Regions from separate parts of the Homo sapiens genome. Here region 2 is linked to region 1. A link is a loop called in an ENCODE intact Hi-C map of the cell type or tissue named here. Cell type or tissue: MCF 10A. All regions are shown on one strand. Each heading gives the region's core, and the rest is flanking DNA. Links, peaks and the distances in the headings are about the cores only.

Region 1 (8,337 bases), core at 55-8,054:
GCCCCACCTCCTAACGCTGTTACAATGACAATTAAATTTCTTTTCTTTTCTTTTCTTTTTTTTTTTTTTTTTTTTTGAGACAGAGTCTCAGTCAATCGCCCAGGATGGAGTGCAGTGGCGTGACCTCGGCTCACTGCAACCTTCACCTCCCAGACTCAAGTGATTCTTGTGCCTCATCCTCCCAAGTATCTGGGATTACAGGTATGTGCCACCACACCTGGCTAATTTTTGTATTTTTAGTAGTAAAGACAGGGTCTTGCCAGGTTGGCCAGGCTGTCCTCGAACTCCTGGCCTCAAGCCATCCATCTGCCTTGGCCTCCTAAAGTGCTGGGATTACATCCGTGAGCTACTGTGCCTAGTCAGTACTTTTTACTACATTTTAAAAAAACAACTTGTGTGACAATTTGGTAATACCTCTGCTATGGTTTGAATATCCCGTTTGAAACTCATGTTGAAATTTAATTGCCATTTGTGACAGACTGAGAGGTGAGACCTTTGAGTGGTGACTGGGTCATGAGGGCAGAGCTCTCATGAATGGATTAATGCTATTATTGAGAGAGTGGGTAGGTTACCTTGAGAGAGGGCTCCAGACAAAAGGATTAAATGCGGACCCTATTTTAGTTTATTTTATTTTTTATTTTATTTATCTTTATTTTATCTTTCTGTCTGGTGGACTCGCTACGTGATGCTTTCTGCCATGGGTTGACCTTCATCAGACATTGGTGCCTTGCTCTTGGACTTCTCAGCCTCTAGAACTGTGAGCCAAATAATCTTCTGTTCTTTATAAATTACCCAATCTGTGGTATTCTGTTATAGCTGCAGAAAATTGACTAAGGCAACATTTTTTTCTCTTAATTTCAATCTAAAAAATATTGTAGCCATGCTCTTTGACACAGAACTTTGATGTCTAACTTACTCATCATCTTGAATTCAGAACTACCTCAAACTGACCTGTTGGTCACAAGGTATACCTGAGCCCACCTCTATATGGAGGTGAACTGGCTTTCATATATTTCATTGTTGAGCTACTCAGTGATCCTAAAAAGGAAGCCAGTTGTAATGCCATCTCATTAGAGTTGATCATTACAGCAATTTGCTGCACACTTTAAATAGTTACACTTAAAACACTTGGTAAAATATGTAACCTTGAACTCACTACTCCTTAATACTTATCAAAAGCTTGAATGAGATAAAAAAAATATTTTTGGAGAATTGCCTGTTGGATAAGTAGCCTACCCATTTCTCTCCATGTTAAAGAATCTATCCCTATAAAAAGACAGATGGTCAGAAAAGTTATTACTTAAGCTCTAATATATGGCTTACCTGCCTCATCCGATTTGTTTATTCAACATATATCTACTTCAGGCACGGTGCTTGGTGCTAGGGATGTAGCAATAAAGAAAATACAAACTCCTGGCACTCAGGGAGTTTGTATTCTATGAGAGGGTGTACTAACTAGTTATTGCTATATAACAAACCACCTCCAAATGCAGTGTCCTTTAAAAAAAAAACAAACCTCATTATTAGAATTCTTAAAACATAAGGGCACTTTGGGAGGCCGAGGCGGGCGGATCATGAGGTCAGGAGATCGAGACCACAGTGGAACCCCGTCTCTACTAAAAATATAAAAAATTAGCCAGGCGTGGTGGCGGGCACCTGTAGTCCCAGCTACTTGGGAGGCTGAGGCAGGAGAATGGCGTGAACCCGGGAGGCGGAGCTTGCAGTGAGCCGAGATTGTGCCACTGCACTCCAGCCTGGGCGACAGAGTGAGACTCCGTCTCAAAAAAAAAAAAAAGAAAAGAAAAGAAAAGAAAAACATAAGGGGCAGGTTAGGCCAATCAAAGAGACTGGGGCAATCTTGGTGACTTGGCACTGCTCCACGTATCATTCATTGCCTAGCAGCCTAGGCCAGGCATGTTTCCATTGCAATGGCCCAGAGGGAGACAGAAAGACTAACTGTGCAGGTGCTTTCCAAGCTCTGTTTGCATCACAGCAGCTAATGTGTTATTGGCCTAAGCAAGTCACATGAACGAACGCAGAATCAAAGAATGAGGCGGAATGCCCCCCTCACAATAGGGGAATGCTGCAAAGTTAAATGACCAGATACAGAGAGAGGTAAAATAATGGAATCAATGGTGAAATTATTACAGAGGGAGACAGAAAACAAGCAAATAAGTAGTGATAAGTACTGTAAGAAATAAGCAGAGTAGAAAAAGAATACTAAGGAGTAGAGGAGGGATACAGGGATAGTGTTATTTTTGAGAATATAGTTAAGGAAAGCTGCTTCAATTAGGAGGTATTTGAAGAGCGATCTCAATGTGAAGAGGGATCATTTGGGGGAATTTGAGGAATACAAGCTAAAAGGAACAAAATAGAAAAATAATGAAGAGAATAAACAAGAGTGAAAAGACAATCTAGCTGGAAGTTATGAACTTGTATTCCCATCAACCCATATGGTTGCCTGACCATTGCTATCCATTTTTTAAATGCATTTGCAGGATTGCATAGAGACGCCGACTTAATTTTACTACTCACATTGTCTACAGGCCCGCTAGTCTGATGATGAGGTGTCAGTAGTTAAGGCTGAGGCAGTCCTCATGTTGTTCTTTTCATTCCAAATGCATTGATGAATTTTATGCAATTAGAGAAAAAATCAAACAGTTTGTATTGACCACGGACACTAAAGGACAAATTCAAATTCTATACTTCCTCATAGACCAGCTCAAATGTCTGACATAGCCAGTGAGTAGAATTAAACCTTCTTTGTTTAAGAATTGGTCCATTAACAGTATAATGTTGAGAAAAAAACAAAGCCAAACTTGTTTTCAATACCACAAAGCTGCAATCAACTGAGTCTTTCTTAAAAGGATATGAAAAGCAAGAAAATCTTTAGTATGCCATAATTAACATTCAAATAGAAGAGAAACCAATTCAGTAGTAAAAATATGTGGTTAAAAATGTCATAAGCTAACATTACTAAGTTTGATTTTCAAATCTGAAGTTTAGTTGAAAGGATGTTTAGGATTCATTTTATAAAATATATAATTGATTTATAATCACTGTCATTTAAAATGAAAGTTTTCTTTTAAAACCGATGATTACAGTAGTTCAATTTGAATACAGATTTGGAAGGATTTTATATTTAAAAATCCACTAGATGGCGCTCTTTTAACCTTCTGGAAGGGAAAGTTGAAGACATTTCAATCTCTGACTGATGCTGGAATCAGCTAATTTAACATTAATGAAACCGAACTGGTGCATCTGACTCAGAATTTCCTTGGATATAAAAAGCAGAGTGTATAATCTACGAAGAATATAAATGTGATAATTGACAGAGACTACTCTTCTTCTTTTTTTCCATCTTTTTTTTTTTTTTTTTTTTTTTTTTTTTTTTAAGACGGAGTCTCGGTCTGTCGCCCAGGCTGGAGTGCAGTGGCGCGATCTCGGCTCACTGCAAGCTCCGCCTCCCGGGTTAACACCCTTCTCCTGCCTCAGCCTCCCGAGTAGCTGGGATTACAGGCGCCCGCCACCCCGTATGGCTAATTTTTGCGTTTTTAGTAGAGACGGGGGTTTCACCATGTTGACTAGGCTGGTCTCAAACTCCTGACCTCCAGCTGATCCGCCTGCCTAGGCCTCCCAAAGTGCTAGGATACAGGTGTGAGCCACCACACCTGGCCTAGTCTTCTTAGCAGTGGAAAAACACCATGACTTCTTTCAAAGAAGAGATTCTGGGAACATTATGTCCATGCTCTTTGGGAAGTAAGGTTTTATAAAATATGAGCATCGGAAAACTTTAGACATTATCAGGTTTAACTTAGTAAGTAATTGTTGAATTGAACTAAATAATTTAATTAGAAACATACTGCTGTTAGGGCCGGGTGCGGTGGCTCACGCCTGTAATCCCAGCACTTTGGGAGGCTGAGGTGGGTGAGTCACAAGGTCAGGAGATAGAGACCATCCTGGCTAACATGGTGAAACCCCGTCTCTACTAAAAAATACAAAAAATTAGCCAGGCATGGTGGCAGGCGCCTGTAGTTCCAGCCACTCGGGAGGCTGAGGCAGGAGAATGGTGTGAACCTGGGAGGCGCAGCTTGCAGTGAGCCGAGATCGCGCCACTGCACTCCAGCCTGGGCGACAGAGCAAGACTTCGTCTCAAAAAAAAAAGAAAAAGAAACGTACTAGTGTTATACATGAGGCTTAATTGTACCAATAGCCTTTTCTGTAATTACATATCTGTCCTCTATCTGTGATACTGTATGTAAATTCTCTCTATATAAAGTACTTAAGCTAGCTCTCCATGATGTAGAAAATATTATTTATTGATAAGTGCTGGATCATATTACAACTTCTACAGCACATGTCTGTGTGTGCACGTGTATATATACTAGGGAACAAGGGATTTGTTGTTTTCTTACAACCTCACATATATGTTTATTAGGTCAGCAATGGTATGTCTTACCAGGATTTATATAAGTGCATAAACTTAGAAAACAGTTTTATATATAGTTCATAAAACAGCTCTTTATAGACTAGCATATTTCCAGGCAAATAGTTATTAAATAAAGAATGCTGGCCGGGCACAGTGGCTCATGCCTGTAATCCCAGCACTTTGGGAGGCCGAGGCAAGCAGATCATGACCTCAGGAGTTCAAGACCATCCTGACCAACATGGTGAAACCCCGTCTCTACTAAAAATACAAAAAGTAGCCAGGTGTGGTGGTGCACATCTGTAATACCAGCTACTCAGGAGGCCAAGGCAGGAGAATCGCTTGAACCTGGGAGGTGGAAGTTGCAGTGAGTCGAGATCACACCACTGCACTCCAACCTGGGCAACAGAGCAAGACTCCGTCTCCAAAAAAAGAAAAAAAAATGCTGGCCGGGCACAGTGGCTCACGCCTGTAATCCTAACAATTTGGGAGGCTGAGGCAGGCAGATCAACTGAGGTCAGGAGTTCAAGACCAGCATGGCTAACATGGTGAAACCCCGTCTCTATTAAAAATACAAAAAGTACCTGGGCATGGTGGCATATGCCTGTAATCCCATCTACCCAGGAGGCTGAGGCAGAAGAATTGCTGGAACCTGTGAGGTGGAGGCTGCTGTGAGCTGAGACCGTGCCACTCCACTCCAGCCTGGGCGACAGGGCGAGACTCCATCTCAAAAAAAAAAAAAAAAAAAAAAAAAAGAATGCTAAAATGTGATTAAAACAGTCAGAAAATAGGATATTTGAAAGTGAGTGCTTTGTTTACTTATGAATTAGTTAAGATTCTTACTGGGAATTATGTTATATTGTGATGATAAAAGCATATACTAGAACAAGAATAGTTTAGATATCATAGAAATACAAAAAATACTGTGTACATTTATCAAGCTAATGCATCTCCATTGACAGTGAATCTCTCTACTAATATTGAAGGAACAGTGTGCATTTAAGTACTTGGTAAGTGTTGATGTCAACTTAATTTTCTAAATAAAAGTGTAAACATGAGGTTCAAATTTGGTAGTAACCTTTTTTGTTATTGAAATATATTCTCTATTTGTGACTTTTTAAATGACCCTGGGTAGACATCTCTTAGGTGAATCAAAAGAACTTGCTTACACTCAGTAATAGCTAAATTCACTTTTTTTTTCCTGAGGGTTTTTTTTTTTTTTTTTTTTTTTGAGACAGAGTTTCGCTCTTGTTGTCCAGGCTGGAGTACAATGGCGCAATCTTGGCTCACTGCACCCTCTGCCTCCCAGGTTCAAGCGATTCTCCTGCCTCAGCCTCCCGAGTAGCTAAGATTATAGGCTTGTGCCACCATGTCCGGCTAATTTTGTATTTTTAGTAGAGATGAGGTTTCTCCATGTTGGTCAGGCTGGTCTCCAACTCCTGACCTCAGGTGATCTGCCTGCCTTGGCCTCCCAAAGTGTTGGGATTACAGGTGTGAGCCACCGTGCCCGGCCATTTTCTGAGTTTCTATCTTTCTTGACATCCCTACACTTTTGTTACTGCTGACCTCCCTTTCTTCCTATAAGTCCTCTTGGATTTCTATGTCAGCCCACTCCAGGTATACTGGCTTTTGTTGTAGGTCTCTTTTCTCAAGTTCATTTTGTTCCTCCCTAAATGAGATGGTTTCTTCACAGTTCAGTCCTCATTCTTCTGCTTTTCTTTATAATTCTTTACTCCAAAGTGTCATCCATCCATTGAGTATCAACGGTTGCTTCTGTGTAGGGAGTCCCAAGCCTTCATCTCTTATTCTAGACTCTCACTGGAACCCCATTCCTTAATTTCTAACTAACACTAGACATTTCCTCCTGAATTACTATTTACACTCTGTCCCAAATATTTTCCCCTAGATTTCAAATCTCATGGAACCTAAAACTAAAATTCTTTATCATCTCCTATAAAACCAATGTCTTGTTTTCATGTTTCAGTTGCTATAAATGACACAATCTTGGAATTATTATATTTACCTCATTTACCACAGTTAATCAATTTCGAAGGCTATAAATTCCACGTTTATGACCTCCATCACATCAATGTATTTCTATTCATTTGAATTGCATTGGCCTAGTTGAGATCTATAATTACCTCCTGCCTAAATCTCCATAATGGACTTTCACTGCTCTTTAACTCCGGGACTTTCCCACCCCACTCCATCCTGGTCAGTGCTTCCTACCTGTATGTTTTATTTTACTTGCATTAACAGATAAGTAGGGGAGGGTAGGTGAGGCAGAGTGACAGTGGCTGTCCTTAGAACTGCACATTGACATGTGGTCCAGGCTCTGGGGAAGGGCTTAACAGAAATAGCAACACACACATGGAACACAGAGCTTCTAGTTCAGTCAATGGTTCACAAAGGAGGGAAAGAAATCAGAGGCAGGAAATCAAGATCATGGTCAATATTTGGAAGTCCAGAGAGGAAGAGAGTTCATTCTGGGAGGTCTTTCACATCCTGTCTAAATCAATATTGGCTCACAAATGGAGAGGTTGGGCTGAACAAACAAGGAGGGGCAGTGGTATCAGTGGATTCAGTTCAGAGTGAGCTATCTAAGCCCACTGCCCCTGTGCCACAGGGCAATTAAGAACAAACTCTCAGCACGCCACATGCACAGCCCCACCTCTCCATCCTTCTCCTGGACCTACTTCATACTGCACTGATTGACCTGTTCTTGATTATCCAAACCTTTGACCCTTGGGCTCATTACCTATTTATAGACTAGCAGTTGCTGCCTGTCCTGACACTTAAGCAGCTCTCTGGCCCTGAGCCTGGCTTCCCTCCTCAGTCATAATTTGTATTTACTCCCTTTGATTACATGGCTTCCCTCTCTCAGCCAAACATCTCCCTTGCACAGACTCAGCTGCAGGCCCCAACTCCCCTTTCTATAGATATAGGTACGTACAGAATTGTTAACTAGATAAGTAATTAAGTAGTGAAAAGGTAAAGAGAGAATTCTAAGGTACTGAGGAGGCAGTTACTGCAAAAACCAGATACAACCCCAAGGGTTCAGTGAGCAAAGGGACAGACTTGGAAATTTAGAAGAGGGGCCCTCAAACTGAAACTCAGACTTCTGAGGCGAGGGGATGCTTGACTGGCCCTTGTGCCTCTGAGTTCTGAGAAGCAAACTTCTAAGGATGGGGAACAATGAAGTTGGTTCTGACTGTTTTGAGATAGTGAGGTAATGCTGATTCTGCAAGTGTTGGAAAAAATGCCAGCTAGATTAAGGTGCTGCTAAAGTGATATGGCAGAGCATAACTGCTGGCCACTAGAGACTGAGAGGTCAGGGAAGACATCACCTCTATGATTAGGTGATATCTGAGCACAGAGCTGAATCACAAGGAATCAGCTTTTAATATCAGCCATGTTAAAATCTGAGATCAAAAGCACTGGTGGACATCAGTATTTGGTACCCTCTTTTTCTGGGAAGAGCTCAGGTGTTTTAAGTATTTAGAGTCAGAGGAAGTTGCTTGAGAGTCCCTTATTGTACATCCCTCTTTCAAGTATTTTACCGGGATCACAGCATAATTGATATTTCAATACATGCTGGTAAGTCACCACATTCAGATACTTTTCTTTCTTGAATATTTTTACCAGGCACCCCGTGCAGGGATATTAAATTATTATGTAGGAGCTGTTAACTCTCAGGCTTATCTCATTCTCTGGGGCATCTCCTAGTTGACTTTGACTCAGCAAACCCTTCAAAAATTATTTTAAAAATAATTATACTTTGATAGAGAGTTGTTGCAAAAAAATCTATAGGGGGGGTCCCATATACCCTTCACCCCAGTTTTCCCCAATGGTGACATCTTATATAACTATAATGCAATATCACAATAAGAAAATAAAGATATTGGTACTAT
Region 2 (8,337 bases), core at 76-8,075, 500 kb before region 1:
TGCCCAGCAAAACAGACTTCAGAAAAGGCATTATTAAGGCTAAAGAAAGTTATTATTTAGTGATACAAGGAATAATTCTTCAGAAGATGTAATAATTGAGAGCCAATGTGTTCTTAACAACATAGCCTCAAAATATGTAAAACAAAAATTGAAAATACATTATAAGGCAAAATAAATTTCATGGGGTAAAATCTGAGTATACCTCTCAAGAATTTATAAATTAATTTGAAAAGAAATATATAAGAATATGGCAGATCTGAACAATGCAGTAATATAGCTTGATCTAATGGAGAGATCTGCAGTCAATAAAAACACAGTTTTTTTTTTTTGAACTCACCAAAACTTACCATACGTGATGTCTCATAAAATACCAAAAGTCAACATCACATGTACTATATTCTCTGACTTCGGGGCCATACCTCTAGTTATCAATCACAAAAAGTCTCCAATCACAGTTTGGAGACTAAAAAACACACGTGTAAGTAACCAAACAATAAAGCCCTGCACATCCAAACTTGTGAAAGCAGCTAAAGAAGTTCCTAGAGGAAAATAAATAGCCTTAAGTTCAGATTTTAGGAAATAAGATGAACTGAATTAGCTAAGCATTCAACTCAGCCCAGGAAGTTATAAAAAGAAACATGCTCTTAGGTGACTTGATGCTATTTATGCTAAATCTTTGCACCTTCTCTAATGATCCTGAATACCACCAAATGGAGAAAGAACGGTGATAGAAATGGAAGTCTCCAATTTGAGAATGAAGCCCACGTATATTCGTAGATTGTGTGTTTCTGATACTTACATTTCTTCATATGGAAGGCTAATTGCAGTATGTGACAGAGAATGAAGGACAACAAATGCAGAACTTTTGGACATAAATGCACCTTCTTGCCTTTAGAACAGGTACAAAATTAAGCCCATTCTGCATTTTGTATTTTTTCAACGTATCTGAATCTGGAGGGATTTGACTGTTGTTGTAGGATTAGCTTTGCCTGAGATTAGGTTCTTTTTAACAGGAAATGAGCAGTGAGCCAAGAGCTGGCACACACATACCAGTAGCATTTCTAGATGGTAATGTTTCCTGACAGACACGGATATCCAGCAGCAGGTGGCACCCCTTTTCAGGAATAACCACTTTTACAAGATTGGCCACTGAAATATATACCTCCATAAAAAGTAAAGTAGCAGGTCATGACATGGGGTCCATTGTTCTTTAGAAAAATACTGACGGTTATGCTGATATATTTTGGGAAAATGATTACATAAAGAGAAATATCTCTTGTGTTAAGAGTTCCTTAATACTCTCCTGGCTTCTTTCTAGTCTATTAAGATCTGCTGGACTGATAAGGTTGCTGTCTCTAGAAACAGAGATAAAAAGAAAAAAGAAAACACAAACAAAACCTTTCATGAGGTGCTTGCCTTCCCTCGTTAAGAATATCAATTAGCCTATGGGCTGGAGGACTGCCATTTGAGGGTTCTTGTCTGATAAAGTAGGCTGCTCCATTTAAGCCAGCAGTACATGGCACCCTGTGAACCACAGAGTACTTATCAAATTACTCAAAGTAGGAGGTGAGACTGAAGCAGCACTGAGCTTCACACTTTGCCTAATCAAGCTAATCCCAAGACAGGAAATGCTACAATAGGAAGCTGGGGTCAAGCCCATGAAATAACGCTCTTTAGCAACAGTTCGCTAACCCAGCTGGGCCTCTCTCATCCTAGAACAGGTAAGCACTGTGGCCAGGCAGGGAGAAGCATCTTAGAAGCCAGCCAGCTGAAGAGAGATGAAGGAGGGAGGTGAGAGCTGGAAACTGACTGCACACAGTAGGAAGATAAGCGCCGAGCACTCGCCCAGACACCTTCTTTAGGGAATGTGCAAAACTGCAGAAACCACAGCTAAACATTCTCAGGTTCTCAGAGGTGGGGGACACGACGCAGCCTCCTTACCCAGGGTCAGATTCTAAAATTCTGCAGGGAGCAAAAAAATCACTTGTAGCTCAATGATCCTCAAACATTTTCTTGAATTGTTCCCTGAATAGAGTGTACATGGTTTTGCATGTCAATTTTTTTTTCTTTTTACAGTGAGGCTTAAACATGAAAATTTGAGGAACGCTGAGCAGGAATAGAAGGAAAGCCTACATTTTTATCATTTCAACCTCTTTGCTTTTCAGAGAATAATTAACTCCTTGGCTGTGAATGATGGATGCATGGAGAATTCTACCTCTTGCCTGCAGGCTATTTGCTAGCTTCTTTTAATATTTTTCCTATAACCTTAAGATCTATGAATAGATTTGTTTGTTGTGGAGAAGATTAAATTAGATGGCATAATCTCACATTGGAGAGGGGCATATACTTATTTAGGAAGTGAGTTTACAGTTCACAACCAGGATGGCTCAAAGGGATCTCAAACTGAACATGTTCAAAACCTAATCCCACATCTTCCTCTACGCAGATCCGCTACATCCTACCTTCTCTGTGACGACTTTGAAAAGTGTCCATGAATTCTTTGACACTCTTTTCAAAAGGTGGAGCCTAATTTCCCGTCCCTTAAGTGTGGACTGATGATTTGCTTCTAAAGAACAGAATAAGGTGGAATGGATGGTAGGTGACTTCTAAGGCTAGGTCCTAAAAAGCACTGTGTGCTTTGTTCTCTCTTGGGTCTCTCAGTCTGGGAGAAACCAGCTACCCTGTTGTAAGGACAGTCAAGCAGCCCTGTGGAGAGTCCATGTGGCAAGGAACTGAGGCTTCCTGTGAAAATCCAGGAAGGAACTGAAGCCTTCTGCCAACAGCCATGTGAACGAGCCATCTTGGAGGCAGATCCTGCAGCCTGGCTAATGTCTTGATGGCAACTTAACAAGATACCTTAAGCCAGAACCATCTAGCTAATACACTCTTGAATTCCTATTACAAACACTGGGAAATAATCAATGTTTGTTGTTTTAAGCTGCTAAACTTTGATATTATTTATTTTATTCATTTATTTTTTGAGACAGGGTCTTGCTGTATTGCCCAGGCTGGAGCGCAATGGAGCGATCTCGGCTCACTCCAGTCTCCATCTCCTGCGTTCAAGTGATTCTCCTGCCTCAGCCTCCCGAGTAGCTGGGATTACAGACGTGCACCACCATGCCGAGCTAATTTTTAGGAGAGATGGGGTTTCACCATGTTGGTCAGGCTGGTCTCCAACTCCCAGGCTCAAGTGATCCTCCCACTTCGGCCTCCCAAAGTGCTGGGATTACAGGCATGAGCCATTGCACCTGGCCGAGATTATTTATTATACAGCAATAGCTAACTAATACATTCCTCATCCTAGTGAATGTCTCTACATATCACCTGGGCACTCAAGCTCCCAAACTGGCATTCACTCTTACTTTCTTTTCTTTCCCACCATTTCTTCCTCATCCAGTTGGCCATCCAATCCTATAAATTTATGTCATCCTCTCCACTCCATTCTCACTACAAAAGCCTTAGTTCAAGTTCATTTTTTTCATGCAGAAACATCACCACCTTTCTGTTTACGATCGTCATCCCTACCTCCTCCAAATTATAACTAATATCCTTCTTCATCTTAACCTTGACACCACCTTCTTGTGTTTAAATCCTTTCAATTCACCACTTCAGGGAAAGAATTTGGCTTCAGAGAAGGGCTCACAAGGCCCTCTTGACCTGGCCCCTAAGCCCAGACTCAAGCCTCCTTTCTCATTCCCCACTCCCCACTTAGCCTTGCCAATCTTGCTGTCCTGTACTACTCAGTGTGGACATCTCCATCCTGGAACCTCGCCTCCATCCCACAGAATCGGGATCTGGGACCTCACCTCCACCCCACAGAGTAAGGTCCTGGGACCTCACCTCCATCCCACAGAGTGGGGACCTGGGACCTCACCTCCTCCCCACAGAGTCGGGTCATGTCCCATAGCACCCTGTGCTTACCTCACGTGGATGCTGCCATGTTCCTATGATTTCCTGTTTGAAATGTGTCTGCCCCCACTCCTCCCCACTGCCACCCTCTCCACACACACATGAATCTCCTGGGGGACAAGCACACCCAGTGCTTAGCACAGGGCTCAGCACATGGTGGAGATGAATGAGTCACTATTGAACAACACAGATTTAGACACGTGAAGGTGCCCTGCCCTTTGGGTAAAGTGCTCCTCAGAATGTCTCACCACATAGTGAAACTTGACCATAAAAATTATCTTCCAGGCCAGGCGTGGTGGCTCACACCTGTAATCCCTGCACTTTGGGAGGCTGAGGTGGGCAGATCACCTGAGGTCAGGAGTTCGAGATCTGTGGGCGGCAAGCCACCTAGGTGCCAAGGCAAAAGACTGAGGGCACGAGCTGTTTCAGTATAATAAAATATATAAAACAACAAGAATTATACTAGATCTAGATCATAGACATGATTATATATGAATATCATTAATCATTAGTTCGTAGCAATTACTCTTTATTCCAATATTATAAGAATCTTCACTCTATAATCATAACCTAGGAAAAACCAGGCCATACAGTGATAGGAGCTGAGGGGACATAGTGAGAAGTGACCAGAAGACAAGAGTGTGAGCCTTCTGTTATGCCCGGACAGGGCCACCAGAGGGCTCCTTGGTCTAGCGGTAATGCCAGGGCCTTGGAAGACACCCGTTGCCAAGCGGACCGTGGTCTAGCGGTAGTGTCAGTGCCAAGGGAAAACACCCGCTACTTAGCAGACCTGGAAAGGGAGTCTCTCTTTCCCCGGGGAAGTTTAGAGAAGACTCTACTCCTCCACCTCTTGTGGAGGGCCTGACATCAGTCAGGCTTGCCCGCAGTTATCCGGAGGCCTAACCATCTCCCTGTGATGCTGTGCTTCATTGGCCACGCTCCTAGTCCGCTTTCATGTTCCATCCTGTACACCAGGCTCTGCCTTTTAGATAGCAGTAGCAAAATTAGTGAAAGTACTAAAAGTCTCTGATATGCAGAAATAATGGCGTAAGCTGTCCTCTCTCTCTCCCTCTCTCTCTGCCTTGGCTGCCAGGCAGGGAAGGGCCCCCTGTCCAGTGGACACGTGACTCATGTGACCTTGTCAATCATTGGAGATGACTCACACTCCTTATCCTGCCCCTTTTGCCTTGTATCCAATAAATAACAGTGCAGCCTTGCATTCAGGGCCACTACCAGTCTCCGCGTCTTGGTGGTAGTGGTCCCCCGGGCCCAGCTGTCTTTTCTTTTATCTCTTTGTCTTGTGTCTTTATTTCTGCAATCTCTCGTCTCCGCACACAGGGAGAAAAACCCACTGACCCTGTGGGGCTGGACCCTACAGAGATCAGCCTGACCAACATGGAGAAACCCTGTCTCTATTAAAAATACAAAATTAGCCGGCTGTGGTGGTGCATGCCTGTAATCCCGGGTACTTGGGAGGCTGAGAAAGGAGAATCACTTGAACCCAGGAAGCAGAGGTTGGGGTGAGCCAAGATCGCATCATTACACTCCAGCCTGGGCAACAAGAGCGAAACTCTGTCACAAAAAAAAAGAAAATTCTCTTCCAACAAATTCCTTTTGATAAGAAGTTTAGCTTTTGTCAAAACATAATTTAGAAATATAGGTGATGCTTATGGGAGTGTTTTACAAAGAAGTCATCACTGTGAACCCAATTAGGCAACGGTCACTCTCTGGTGTGGCACATATTGTGCTCTCTCCTCCAACAGTAAAAGCTCTTTGATAATATTAGGAGCAACTGGGAGTGAATTTGAAAGAATGAGGTTCTTCCGAAGGGAAGGGGGAAAAGTAGACCATTGTTTTTCTTCAGAATTGGAGACAATCTTCAATGCCAGGGATGCCAGCATCTGCAGGACGCCCAAGTGAGCAGCAGAACTGGCTGGGCTGGCAGCATAGGCTCCTGCCATCTGCAGCCCCCATTTCACCTGCTCAGCATCTCCTGGGATTTACACTTTGGGAAGACTGCCTGCCTGCCCCACCCTCCTGCCCATAAGATAAGCTCACAAAGGGTCCCCTTCCCCACAGTGCAATGCAAAGCTGCACTCTTGCAGTCTGACTTCCTGCCCCAAGTAGTTCAAGAGTGTGAAGTCATCCAAATGCCTTGGACAAGCTGGCACCAGAAATATGAACCACAGGAACACACATAGATAAGATATTCCTTCAACTGCTGCTCAGCAGTTATATTTGCTAATCTGCAGGACATGGGAGGGTTGCCTTTGACTTTTCTGGAGGTGGAATCAGCACAGTGTTTCTGGAAGGGCTAGATACTGAATATGTTGGGCTTTACATGCTCTACAGTTTCTGTGGCAACAACTGAGCTCTGTTGTCCTAGCACAAACGTAGCTATAGACAATATGTAAATGCATAGGTATGGCTGTGTTCCAATAAAACTTTATGGACAAAAATAGGTGGCTGACTGGATTGGGCTTGGTGGGTAGCGTAGGGGGAGGTTTGACAACCGCTGTCCTAGAGTCTAACAACTTAAATAACATTTCATTTTCTTAAAGTTGAATATATATTTAAAACTGTGAAGCTCTCATATTGGTGCAAGTGGTACACCCAAATGTGTTTCTATAAGGAATATAAATTGAGGTACAGTTTTTGGTTGTAGTCATCAAAATTTTAAATACACATAGCCTTTGACCAGCTGTTCTAAGAATATATAGTGCAGAATACTCACAGGTATATACCAAGATATATGTAAAAAGATGTTTACTGTAAAAATACAAAAACAAAACTGGAGGGTTTTCAAAAACAGTCTGAATTTGATGATCATGCAAACACGAAATAATTAAAAATTTCTCAGATCTCTGATTTTCCCAACTGTGCTATGCTGAATCTTCCTTCCCTACATCATGCTATCTTGTTACTTTCAATTACTAAAATCTAATCTAGTTTAAAACATCCAGTTTCTCATCTAAAAATTCTATCTCCTTCACTCTCCTACCTGGGCCAACCAAAGCTGTGCTTCAGGGAATTTGGGATAGGAAGGGTTCTCCCATTCCTCCTCTTACCCCAGGATTCTGATCTGTGAAAAGGGCCTGGGTGGGAGGGTGAGGTGGAAGCTGGAGAGAGGCCTGGATCATTCTCTCACTCCTCTTCCCAGCCTGAACTCTGGGAGCCCCTCCCTCTGTTGGAAACTTGTAGGAGTTCCTTGAGGGCCTGTGGGGCCTCCCCACTGTACACTTCACTGATACAGGAGGACCGGCTTCATTCCACATCTTCCTTTTGTCCTCAGCTCCTGGCACTGCCTCTGGCTGGGGACTTCTCACCTTGGGAGGCATCGTCGTTTGGAGGGCTTCCATAGCAAAGTATCGCACACAGTAACTTCACCAACAGAAATTTACTCGCTCACAATTCTGGAGGTTGGAAGTCTGAGATCAAGATGTCATCAGGGTTGGTTTCTTCTGAGGCCTCTCTCCTGGACTTGAAGATGGCCATCTTCTCTCTCTGTTTTCACAGTCATCCCTCTGTGTGTGTGCATGTCCTAATCTCTTTTCCTCATAAAGACACCAATCCTACTGGATTAGGGCCTACCCTAATGAATTCATTTTAAAGAAACCATCTCCAAATAGAAGATAGGACTTCAACATATATGGATTTGGAGAGACACAATTCAGTGCATAACAGGTGGGATATTACAAAATGACTCAAATCTACTACTGTCCATGGGGTCACTGCACCCACAGAACACCTATACCACCTTGTCCCTCCACACAGTGATCACACTGTGTACAAGATCACACACAGTACAAGGTCACACCACCACCACCCTCTCAAGAATGTTCTTTTCTTTTCCTTTTTCTTTTTTTTTTGAGATGAAGTTTCACTCTTGTCACCCAGGCTGGAGTGCAGTGGCGTGATCTCGGCTCACTGCAACCTCCGCCTCCTGGGTTCAAGTGATTCTCCTGCCTCAGCCTCCTGAGTAGCTGGGATCACAGCTGCGGGCCACCACACCCAGCTAATTTTTGTATTTTTAGTAGAGACAAGTTTTCACCATGTTGCCCAGGCTAGTCTTGAACTCCTGACCTCAGGTGATCCACCCACGTTAGCCTCCCAAAGTGCTGGGGTTACAGGCATGAGCCGCCATGCCCAGCCTCGAATGTTGTTTTCATTGGCTCAGGCAGGATCAGGGCAGACCCACAGTCCAGTCTAAGCTGACTTCCAACTGGGCGTGAGATGCCAGTCTTCCTTGTGGAAGGAATTCCAACTCTTTACCCAGGACTCTTCTGGGGCAACCCTCACTTGGCTTTGGAGGAGCAGAAAGGGATGCACCCCAGTACTCCTAACAAGGCAATGACTTCATAATTCCCTCACTCCTCCCGAGTCTTCTGCTCACATGGAATGGGTTGAGTTGGGTAAATCTGAGTCACC

The links. Hi-C counts contacts between places; a loop is a spot of excess contacts. Peaks named below come from ENCODE experiments on the same cell type or tissue, not always from the same donor. Only the 100,000 strongest peaks of a DNase experiment are listed, where the experiment ranks them.
Region 2: a loop joins it to region 1, with 5 times the contacts of the local background. A loop is called at or near these places in 4 of 110 quality-filtered maps.

What each region holds. Positions count from the first base shown.
Region 1 is chr9:77,164,398-77,172,734 of GRCh38, forward strand. No RefSeq gene overlaps it. Among named protein-coding and RNA genes, the nearest start is that of VPS13A, 9.0 kb to the right of the region's middle. RefSeq lists a silencer at 6,676-6,970 and an enhancer at 6,676-6,970. In MCF 10A, for the core only: a CTCF peak has its summit at 3,175 (motif pointing right); no DNase peak of the experiment used is centred there.
Region 2 is chr9:76,661,559-76,669,895 of GRCh38, forward strand. The region is part of intron 9 of PRUNE2 (prune homolog 2 with BCH domain); the gene reads right to left. It overlaps LOC105376095 (a long non-coding RNA gene), which reads left to right. Exons shown (of 12, transcript XR_007061586.1): 12 at 2,077-2,981. Among named protein-coding and RNA genes, the nearest start is that of PCA3, 99 kb to the right of the region's middle. RefSeq lists an enhancer at 8,205-8,337. In MCF 10A, for the core only: a CTCF peak has its summit at 4,585 (motif pointing right); a DNase peak (open chromatin) is centred at 4,633.